Linked DNA regions of Homo sapiens: region 1 is linked to region 2. A link is a contact called in ENCODE Hi-C data. All regions are on one chromosome and are shown on one strand. Each heading gives the region's core, a stretch centred on a gene start or an enhancer-like site at or near the end of the contact. The rest is flanking DNA. Distances are from core to core; before and after follow the strand shown. Region 1 has its middle 280 kb from the start of MIR4444-1. Region 2 holds the start of HNRNPA3 (heterogeneous nuclear ribonucleoprotein A3).

Region 1 (5,467 bases), core at 62-2,561, 280 kb after region 2:
CAGAGCGAGAATCTGTCTCCAAAAACCCAAAAGCAAACAAACCCATGGATCAGATCTTACCTACCATGGATTTTCATTGGTAAATAAACTCTTGGTATTCTGTATCTGCAAGGAGTCATCTGATATGCATGTCTGTTTGTTAAACTAGATTTTACTACAGCTTTTTGGGGTTGGTTTAAAGACTGTATTAGCACTGCATTCCTAATTAACTGCTGACACAAATACTAAGGGGGCAAGAGTGTTGCCCACAGCTTGCCTGCAGTTACCAGGTGTAATTATGCACATAGTAGAGATTCAAATCAAGAATAAATCAGTTTCTGGAAACATGCTGTAAGCACTCAGTGTATCGCCCTGCCATTTCCCCCGTTAGCGTTTTTGAGGCATGCACCCAATAGAAGAAATAGCAGGTAGCTACTGTTTAGCTGAATTTAACCTCTGAAGATAAGCATTTCTCCATGTTGTTGGCCAAACATAGAATTTTCTTTTTGCTTTTCACATGTAATGGGAATACAATGATTTCTTCTCATTGCCAAATCTTAGCTGAAGGAAACCTCAGATAATTTTGAAAACTCTCTTATTTTACCAGTTAACAGACATGGCCTAAAACAGTGATATAACTGTTTAAAGTCATCCAATTGGTTAGGGAGGGCTAACCAGAGAAGCTAGGTTTTTCTCACCACACTACACTTTTCATTTGGGAAACGGGGAGTGTTCATGGTTTGATGAATCAAGTACAGTGTAGGGAGCAGACTGTTATGGTCTGTAGACATAAGTGGGATTCAATTTTCTTGTTTGTTGAATGAGAATTATGCTTGTTATGTTATTAGAATGTTTGGGTCAGGAGCAAGTTCTTTTCAAAATAAATAATTTTATTTTGGAGAAATAAAGCAATCTGGGGAAAATTGCCACTGGCCAGTCCTTTTAAATCAATTCACAGGGTCAGTAGACTCTAGTACCGAGGTTGGATATGCTAAGGATAGAGCGAGAGAAAGAGCTCAGTGACTTTTTCAACAACTAGAGTTACTTGCTTAATTATACTTTTTTTTTTTTTAAAAAAGACCTTCGAGGTACAGTATGAGCAGGGAGTAGGGTGAGGACTTCCCTCAGCACCCATCACCAAGTACTCTCAGGGCACCAGCAGGCCCCCATGAAATAGGTGCTGCCAGAAGCCCATGCCTAAAATTTGCTTGGGATTCATCTCTTCCCTTTCTTTTTTATGATGCTGAACCAGAGGATAAAAAGATAAAGAATTGCACAGCCTGGCACGTGAATGCTTCCCCACTGCGTGCTGCTGTTGTGGGGAGGAAGTAGCAGCCGCCAACCGCTGTTTTATTAATAATGAGGCATTCACATAAATTCCATGCAAAATTGATTTTTGACTGTTATATAAGAATCAAATACTAGGCTTTAAAAAGTAATTGAGAAATCTATTTGTAATTTACTTTGCCTATAAGAACCCGCTGTCCTGCCATAAACAATTTTACAGTATTTTCCCCCCTGTTAAACAGCTATTTTTTACACATCTGTTTGGCCCTTTTGCACGACATGCAGTCAGGAGGTGTAACGAATACAGGTTTGAAACAACATGTGGCCACCATTTCTTTCAGTTTCATCTTCAAGGGGATCTCTTGAAAGTTGTGATATCATTTTCATCACAGTACAAGTGAAGTATGTTAATGGCTAGTTATCTGACACTGGGTGTTGACTGATGAGTCATAAATATGCCTTCTGGTGGTAGGAAAGCATGATGACAAAGCTAAGTAATGAAAAAAAAAAGAAAAAAAAACCCAAACCAACGAACCAAAACAGTCTGTTTCTCACTTGTCTTTAAATGCCTTAAGGGCTATGGTCAAATGGAAAGTTCTGTTACAAAGAGTTTCTCTGGGAACCTATTCAATATTCAGCAGTCCTGTACATATTCAACTGTACCAAAAGTATTTAAAGTGTAATTGATTTATTTCTAATTTTTCTTAAGATGGAAATTAGATGGACAAGAAAAGTTTTAAAAGACATAGGTAATGTTACATATTTTGGCTTAACTTCTATTTTCTAAGGATTATTTCTCAGAAGAGAACATGCTTCTGTTCTTATTCTAGGACTTTTTTTTTTTCCAAAAGAAATCCCTTAAAAAGAAAAACAAATCCCTAGTATATTTAAAAAATCCATTCCCCACCATGATCAAATTAGAACATTTCCATCACCCTAGAAGTTCCCTTGTGCTCCTACAGTCAATATATTCCCCCAGCTCTTGGCCCCAGCCAACCAACTACTGATCTGCTTTTTGTTGCTATGGTTTTGCCTTTCCTAGAATTTCATACAGACAGAATCATAGTATGTAGCCCTTTGTGTTTACCTTTTTTCACTTAGCATAATATTTTTGAGATTCACCTATGTTGTCGAGAGTACTAATATTTTGTTGCTTTTATAGTAATACTCCATTGGATATACCACAATTTGTTTATCCATTCACTGGTTAATAGATACTTGGGTTGCTTTCAGTTTTGACGATTATGAATAATGCTGCTATAAACATTGATGTAAAAGTTTTGCGTGGACACATTTTTATCTCTCTTGGGTAAATATCTAGGATAAAGATTGCTGGGTCACATGGCTTGTATATGTTTAACTATATAAGAAATAGTACCATTTTATACTGTCACACAGTCAATGTATGAGAGTTCAAGTTGTCCTACCTCTTCACCCATCCTTGATATTCTCAAGTGCGTAGTAAGTAGCTCATTATGGTTCTAATTGACATTTCCCTCATAATTTGTGATGTAGATCATCTTTTCATGTGCTTATTGGAATTTGTATAACTTCTTTTGTAAAGAGTCTCTTCAAATCTTTTCCCCATTTTATTGGGCTCTTGCCTTCTTAAGTTGTAAATATCTTTTATATATTCTGGATACAAGCCTTTTTGTCAGATATGTTTTTCATATCTATTATTTCAGTCCGGCTTGCCTTTTTTAACACTTTTTTCTGAAGAGCAAAAGCTTTTACTTTTGAAAATGTTTATAAATATTTTTCCTTATGAGTTGTACTTTTGGTGTCCTGTTTAAAAATGCCTTTCCTAACTGTTGTTACAAATATTTTCTCTTATATTTTCTTCCAGAAATGTAATAGTGTTAGCTCTTACTGTTTAGGCCTATGATGTATTTTGTGTTAGCTTTTAAAATATGTTGTAAGGTTGTTTTTTTCCCCTCTAGATATTTAGTTGTTGCAGCACTATTTTGCTGATTTTCCAATTTAGTTATGTTCACATCTTTGTCAAAAATCAACCATATAACTTTGGATTTATTTCTGGACTCTCTATTCTGTTCCATGAATCTATAGGTCTATCCTTGCCTCAGTGCCGCACTGTCTTGACGATCGTAGCTTTCTTGTAAGTCTTAGAATCAAGTAGGATAATAAATCCTTTATTATTCTTTTTCTAATTATTTTGGCTATTCTAGGTCCTTTCCATTTCCATATACATTTTAGCATCTGCTTTTCAATTTCTTCAAAGAAACCTGCTAGGATTTTGATTGAGATTGCATTGAATTTACAAATCAATTTAGGAAGAATTTATTTAAAAAATTAAATATATTTTAAATGACTACTAAAATTATAAACACGTGTGCTTGCTTCAGCAGCACATATACTAAAATTGGAATAATACAGAGAAGATTAGCATGTCCCCTGTGCAAGAATGACATGGAATTCGTGAAGCATTCCGTATTTTTAAAAGCTCAATATTACTGATTGTTAGATAAATGCAAATCAAAGCCACAATTAAATACCATCTCATGCCAATCAGAATGGCTATGATTAAAAAGTCAAAGAATAACAGATGCTGGTGAGGTTGTGGAGAAAAGGGAACACTTATACACTGTTGGTGGGAGTATAAATTAGTTCAACCATTGTGGAAAAAGCAATGTGGCAATTCCTGAAAGAGCTAAAAGGAGAACTACCTTTTGACCTAGCAATCCCATTACTGAGTTTATACCCAGAGGAATGTAAATCATTCTACCATAAAGACACATGCATGTGAATGTTCATTGCAGCACTATTCAGAATAGCAAAGACATGGAATCAAACTAAATGCCCATCAGTGACAGATTGGATGAAGAATGTGGCACATATATACCATAGAATACTATGCAGCCATAAAAAAGAATGAGATCATGTCTTTTGTGGGAACATGGATGGAACTGGAGGCCGTTATCCTTAGCAAATTAATGCAAGAACAGAAAACGAAATACTGCATTTTCTTACTTATAAGTGGTAGCTAAGTGATTGAGAACTCATGGGCACAAAGAGGGGAACAAGAGACACTGAGGCCTACTTGAGGGTGGAGGCTGGGAGGAGGTGAGGAGCAGAAAAAAAAAAACTGTGTATTAGGCTTAATACCTGGGTGATAAAATAATCTGTACAACAAACTCCCATGACATGAGTTTACCTATGTAAAAAACCTGCACATGTACCCCAACTTAAAAGTTAAAAAATACAACATGCACACTAAAACGTGACACATACCAATTTTTAACACACTGTGGATAATTAACATGTCAACTTGTGCAAGCAGGTAAACTAGGTTTTTAGTGCAAACAGAATAAAGCTTTTTTTTTGTCATCTGTTTTATCAAGGTGTGGCTGGACATCACAAACTGCTTTTAGAAAACTATTACTGTTTGCATCTGTTAATATATGTGAATTATGATAGTCTCAATTCTATGCAATCTAAACAAAATACAGCAATCAGTTGGAAGCAGGAGTTAATACGTCTGTTGCAACTGTGTTTATCAAGACTGCTTCATGGCCCGGCATGGTGGCTCACGCCTGTAATCCCAGCGCTTTGGGAGGCTGAGGTGGGCGGATCACGAAGTCAGGAGATCGAGACCATCCTGGCTAACACGGTGAAACCCCGTCTCTATTAAAAATACAAAAAATTAGCTGGGTGTGGTGGTGGGTGCCTGTAGTCCCAGCTACTCGGGAGGCTGAGGCAGGAGAATGGCGCGAACCCCGGAGTCGGAGCTTGCAGTGAGCCGAGATCGCGCCACTGTACTCCAGCCTGGGCGACAGAGCGAGACTGTCTCAAAAAAAAAAAAAAAAAAAAAAAAGACTGCTTCATTATTCATTGACTTTATAGTAAGTATATGTAGAAATTTGAATGCTCACAAATTTATACTAATAAAAACTTCTTCAAGATGTTTTATGTATTTCAACTGCATATCTATTATTGCAATCTGGCTTGCCTTTCTAAACAGGATTTTTTTTCTGAACAGCAAAAGCTTTTAATTTTGAAAAAGTTTATATATATATATTTTAGAATTTCAAGGTTTTATGTAAAATTCTAACAAGTTAGAGGTATTGCAATTTAGCAGAAAGAAAATAGGTTTGGAACAGCAGAGACCTGAGTTTAAATGGCAGCTCTATCTACAAGTAGCTTGGGCAAATTATCTGTTTCTGGGCCCAGTTTGCCTATCTGT
Region 2 (5,747 bases), core at 1,233-3,732:
TAAAAACACAAAAATTAGCTGGGCGTGGTGGCGGGCGTCTGTAATCCCAGCTACTCGAGAAAGGAAAATCGCTTAAACCCAGGAGGCGGAGGTTGCGGTGAGCCAAGATCATGTCATTACACTCCAGCCTGGGCCATAGGAGCGAAAACTCCGTCTCAAAAAAACAAAACAACAAAAACTTTGACCAGAAATAAGACTTCAACTGTTAAAGGGGCTAACTTATGTCAAGGAAACCTATAACCAGCCTTTCAAATGCCAGCATCACTTCAACTAAATTGAAATCCAAGACAATTCCAGAATCAAAAAATCGCTTCATTTTTTAAAAGCTACAACTGTCTGAGAACCTTTACTTTAGAAGTTGCTAGTAAGTCATTTTCTAAGGCACTAAACTGTTGGAGAAGCAGTGTTGCATCTATCCCATTTCAACTCTTCTCAGTCTACAACCCAACATGCATTTAATTTTTTTGTTTGTTTTGTTTTTGAGACTGAGTCTCGCTCTGTCGCCCAGGCTAGAGTGCAGTGGCGCGATCTCGGCTCACTGCAACCTCCGCCTCCCGGGTTCACGCCATTTTCCTGCCTCAGCCTCCCGAGTAGCTGGGACTACGGGCGCCCGCCACCGCGCCCAGCTAACTTTTTGTATTTTTAGTAGAGACGGGGTTTCACCGTGTTAGCCAGAATGGTCTCGATCTCCTGACCTCGTGATCCGCCCGCCTCGGCCTCCCAAAGTGCTAGAATTACAGGCGTGAGCCACAGCGCCCGGCCCATACATTTAAACTCAAAACTGTGATGAAGAACAATCTAAAAGTTCTGAATGTCAAACTTACAGAAACTCACTGCTTTCAAGCAAATTAATTTAAAACAGGCATTCCTAAGCCAAACCAGCATTTCCCAAAAAAACTGAGGAAAAAAAAAAGCCGATCAAATAGCTTTCTATAACCCATGTTTGTTATATGCTGCAAAAATCTGCAATTTACAACTCAATTTTAAGAGTCACAACTAACTGGCAAGTTGGACTTACATTAGGAATGGTATGTATTGTCTGACTATAAGAACGGAGTACAGCAAAACAAAAATTGAGATTTTTAAGAATTAAGATGTCTTGAAATTGTTTTATACTTTAGTCAAGACTTTTTAACACATTGCATGAACTGTCATTTAATGCATGCATTAAGGTTTCCTTCACCCGAAGTTCTTAAATAAGGGGCTCACATTTACATTCTAATGTCTTCCTGTGTCTCCTAGAGGTAGAGATGTTAAACCGTTTAATGTGAAGAGATTGTCACATGCTAGAAAAAAACGTTAATAGCCTAAAGCATTAATTCATGTAATCTCATCTTTTCAAGTCTTGGATAAATGTATTCGATTGACAATAACGAAATCGACAAAAATATTTAGGATCCACATTAAATGTACTGCAAAAACGTGAAAATTTCAACTCTGGTTGCAGTCCTCTAAATAAAATTCCAGGAAACTACAACCAGAGCCGACTCAAAGAATGGGAAAACATGAAGATAAAAAACATTTCTAAATTCTTCCTTAACATACTATACTCAAATTCTTCTCCACCCACCCTCCTCAGCGGCCGGAGCCGGGAAGGAGCTGGCTGGGTTGTTTTTCACATCTACACTCAAATTCTCAAAAATTAAGTCCTTCGCCCACATGGCGGTTTAAGAAGTGTAATGTAAGTACTTTAGCAAAAATATATCAGGAAGTATTTTAAAGCAGCAAAGTTTTTAACAATCTCGTATTTCCAACAGGATGCTGCGAAAAAAAGAAAAGGCCAATTATCGACTTCTCGCGGAGAGGACCCGTAAAAGGCCTAGAAAAGCGTCGGCAGAACTTCAGCGAAAGCACTACCTCCCCATGCTTCGAGGCCATTTGCGGCTTTTTCTGCCGGGCCGCCTCCGCCCTCTTCCCTCCAATCCCAGGCTCGCTTTCCCGGCGGCAGAGCGAGGCGGCGGCCATTGCGGGCCAATGCGCCATTTCGTAACGCGGCGGCGGATCAATGTCAATGTGGCCGCCGCCCGCTTGCTCGCTCGCCCGGATGTGCCTGCTCGTCCCCTCCCCTCCCCCACCACCTCCTCCCAACCGCTCCCGCCGGGGCCCGCCATGCCGCCCTCGGCCTCGCTTCGGAGGCCGCGCAGCCGGCAGGCCGGCTTCCCTCCCGAGGCCTCCCCGACCAAGCCGCGCCTCCAAGGGGCCGCCTGTGCAGCCGAAGGTGAAGGCGAGGCGGGCGAGGGGCCCCAAGGAGGTCTCCAACTCTCGCTCCCCTCCCCCTCCCACAGCCTGTCTCAACGCAAGAGCGCGGGACGGCCGACCCGGTCCACCCGGCCTCCCCGCTCCCACCGAACCAGGCCCCCAACGCCGGCCATTCCCCACCAACCCCCCGCTCTCCCCCTAATACCTCCTCCCCCCGGCGGCGACGGCGACGGCCGGAGTCGGGCTGGGGGCGACCGGGCGGCGGTTTTACCTCCATTTTGAGACCGGACTCGCCTCTTCCAACTCGAGTTCAATATGGGACCGAGAGGAAGAGGCGGGGCCAGTCGTCACGTGACGCGTTTTCCGCGCGCCGCCAGTCTGTTGGGGGAGGAGCGAATTGGGAAGGGGGCGGAGCCAAGCGGGCGCGAAGAGGGACTGGACCAGCGGGTTGGCGGGCGGAGGGCGGAGGCGCGGCGTGCCGCGGGAGCGCGCGCGCCTCGCCAGCTTTCAGGGGAAGAGGGCCTTTGCCGCCGTTCGCGTCAGGGCGAGTTCCGGGACGTCAGTGCGGTCTCCGCCAATGGTGAGCGTCCACGTAGAGGGAACGCCTTGTGATCGCGCGTCACCAGAGAGAAAGGCCTTTCCCTTTCTTCTCGCGCTTGTCCCTCATTCCCCACGCAGGCCTCTAGTTCTCCATTTCAGAATTCATTCTATTCCTGTGCCCGAAATAAAACCCACGTTTTTCTTGCTTGTAATTTAAAGGTTGCAAGAAAAACTCCTCGGCCCCTCGGACCATCTTTCCTGTTTCCAAATGCCGGGGACCAGTGTCTGTGACTGCGCCGCCTGCCTGAGGGCATGTACTGAAAAGCCCTGCGACTCCAACATGTGGGACTCACAAGCACCTTGGACAGGCCTCAAAACGCGGCTGACATACAGAATTTTTACCATTAACGACCTGAGGCAGGACTGGTGGAGGTCAGTTCATTAGTTACTGATCTCAAGAAACAAGTCAGGACTATTTTCTAATGTGCTTCTTTCAAGTTAGTGTGGAAAGAGCTGATGCATCTGTTGTAGCTGACGGAATTTAAGGAACTGAATAATTGACAAGATTTCCAGAAAAGCAGGGTCGCCAGATAATGCTACCTGTTTGCGAATGATTGTTACCGTAATGCTCTAGAGAGCTAATCCTTTCTCGGCCTAGTCAGATGATTTTAAATCATTTGATTTTACAGAGCTTTAGTTTCAGTTTTTTAAATGAAAATGGGGATGGGATTAGGTCATCTTCTAACACCCACGACAGCCATAAATTGATAATCTATGGATCCATATTTAAAGTTACTGATAAAAATAACCACAATTGACCAGCCTCCCTTCCCTGTTAGGAAATGCTTTATATTTTAATTTAGCAACCCATGTGACCAACCCTTTTAGAATTGAACTGGCTCTCCCTAGGAAAGGTTAGAAATCTAATCAGTTATAGTAAGTTTCTGTTAACAAATGGGGAGTGGTCGACTTGGAGTTTGGAAAAGGGGAGCGTAAAGTCTAAAAGTTTGTTAATTTATCTAGCCGTTGCTCCAGGAGGACCTGTGTTATAGTTTGGAAACATTTACAAAGGGTATTTTTGTGGGGCAGAAAACAGTTAGCAGTCCTTAATGTAATTTGGTTGAAATAACCGTTCAAACCAGACTCCTCCTGTTGCTTTGATTCCTTTTTCGCAAACTTTCTTATGTTCTACGTATCCAGGTGCTCCTGATGGCCAGCAATAGACTTGAGACATTGGAAGAATGTATAGCCTTAGCGTCTATTTAGTGTTAAGATTTTGTAAGTCTAATTACTGTGAAATAGTCCTGGTAACTTTATCGATTCTGGATACAAAGAAAAATGCAAAGTGAAAGACCTTTGGAAATTGCTATTCACACCAGAGTACTCTATGAGACATTACATAGGTGATCAAGAAGAGTGATCACCTGGCTGCACTTTAGGGTATGTTTGTCCAGGTTTTTCTAATAAGTTAATTCTAATCAATAACTTTTGTTCTAATTAGTAACTTTTGTATAAATGTTAATGTTAAATCGCGAAACAATGTGGGATGGGATACTAAGTTCTCTCCAGGAACATGAAATGTCAGCCCATTTATTCACATCTTTTTGTCCTCCCTATTGTATTGGTCCAGATTTGTTGTTCATCCTGACTGTATGCTGTTTTTAGACATTAGTTATTTTTTATGCTTTTGTCTAAACAAGCTCTGGCCGGGCGCCATGGCTCACACCTGTAATCCCAGGCCTTTGGGAGGCCGAGGTAGGCAGGTCACCTGAGGTGGAGAGTTTGAGACCAGCTTGACCAACACGGTTAAACCCTGTCTCTACTTTTAAAAAAAATACAAAAATTAGCCGGGCATGGAGGCACACGTCAGTAATCCCAGCTGCTTGGGAGGCTGTGGCACGAGAATCACTTGAACTCAAGAGGCGGAGGTTGCAGTGAGCTGAAATTGCCCCACTGCACTCCAGTCTGGGTGACAGAGCGAGATTCCGCCTCAAAAAAAAAAAAAAAAAAAAAAAAGGCCGGGCGCGGTGGCTCACGCCTGTAATCCCAGCACTTTGGGAGGCCGAGGCGGGCGGATCACGAGGTCAGGAGATCGAGACCATCCTGGCTAACATGGTGAAACCCCGTCTCTACTAAGAATACAAAAAAAAAAAAAAATTAGCCGGGCGTGATGGCGGGCGCCTGTAGTCCCAGCTGCTGGGAAGGCTGAAGCAGGAGAATGGCGTGAACCCGGGAGGCGGAGCTTGCAGTGAGCCGAGATCACGCTGCTGGCTGGGCGCAGTGGTTCAAGCCTGTAATCCCAGTACTTTGGACGGCCAAGGCGGGCGGATCACCTGAGGTCAAGAGTTCGAGACCAGCCTGGCCAACATGGTGAAACCCTGTCTCTACTCAAAATACAAAATTGGTCGGGTGTGGTGGTGGGTGCCTGTAGTCCCAGCTACTCAGGAGGCTGAGGCTGGAGAATCGCTTGAACCTGGGAAGCGGAGGTTGCAGTGAGCTGAGATCGTGCCATTGCACTCCAGCCTGGGTGACAGAGCGAGACTCCATCTCAAAAAATAAATAAATAAATAAACTTAAGGTCCAGTTATGTCTCAGGTACAAAAACCACTTTTCCAGTCCTTGACCCTGTAGGGCACAGACTTGAACCTTGGCTATGGTCTGCACTTGCAGCCCTGACTCTTTGATATGAGAAAGGGAGTGTATGGGATGGGAGGAGGGAATGAGGGTCCTAGGGTGAGATGGGTGGCAGACAAACTTTATAATCTATATCAGGCCCTCTCCTTTATATCATGACATACAGAAAATAATCATTTTTGTACAGCATAGTAGGGTAAACTAGAAGATATTTGGAGGCATCTAAGTGGTGGTAATGTTTTAAGCATCTGATTTTGATAAAATACAAAGTATTAGGAATGATATTAAATATTGAATTTGCATAAAACTTTCAAATTAAAATTTTCCGTGTTTTTTAGTGATCAACTTGAACTTGTTCCTGTGAATACATTTTG

Evidence for each region. Hi-C counts contacts between places; a loop is a spot of excess contacts on that map. Pooled maps may share reads with other maps.
Region 1: a loop to region 2 is called in a pooled map, with 15 times the contacts of the local background. The contact joins the enhancer-like site here to the promoter of HNRNPA3 in region 2. A Hi-C loop is called at or near these places in 10 of 37 single-sample maps with no recorded cell type and 10 of 50 pooled maps.

The regions. Positions count from the first base shown.
Region 1 is chr2:176,928,240-176,933,706 of GRCh38, reverse strand. It overlaps the pseudogene RNU6-187P. Among named protein-coding and RNA genes, the nearest start is that of MIR4444-1, 280 kb to the left of the region's middle. RefSeq lists an enhancer at 1,508-1,807. Within about 2 kb of position 1,311, at least 4 of the 41 ENCODE cell types and tissues checked have a DNase peak (open chromatin) inside an H3K27ac peak, as active enhancers do.
Region 2 is chr2:177,209,529-177,215,275 of GRCh38, reverse strand. It overlaps HNRNPA3 (heterogeneous nuclear ribonucleoprotein A3), which reads right to left and starts at 2,482. Exons shown (of 11, transcript NM_194247.4): 1 at 2,405-2,482. The coding sequence starts at 2,476. It overlaps MIR4444-1 (microRNA 4444-1), which reads right to left and starts at 2,550; the gene lies at 2,477-2,550. LOC105373759 (a long non-coding RNA gene) reads left to right here and starts at 2,865. Exons shown (of 1, transcript NR_157853.1): 1 at 2,865-3,881. RefSeq lists silencers at 580-649, 2,055-2,844 and an enhancer at 1,844-2,515.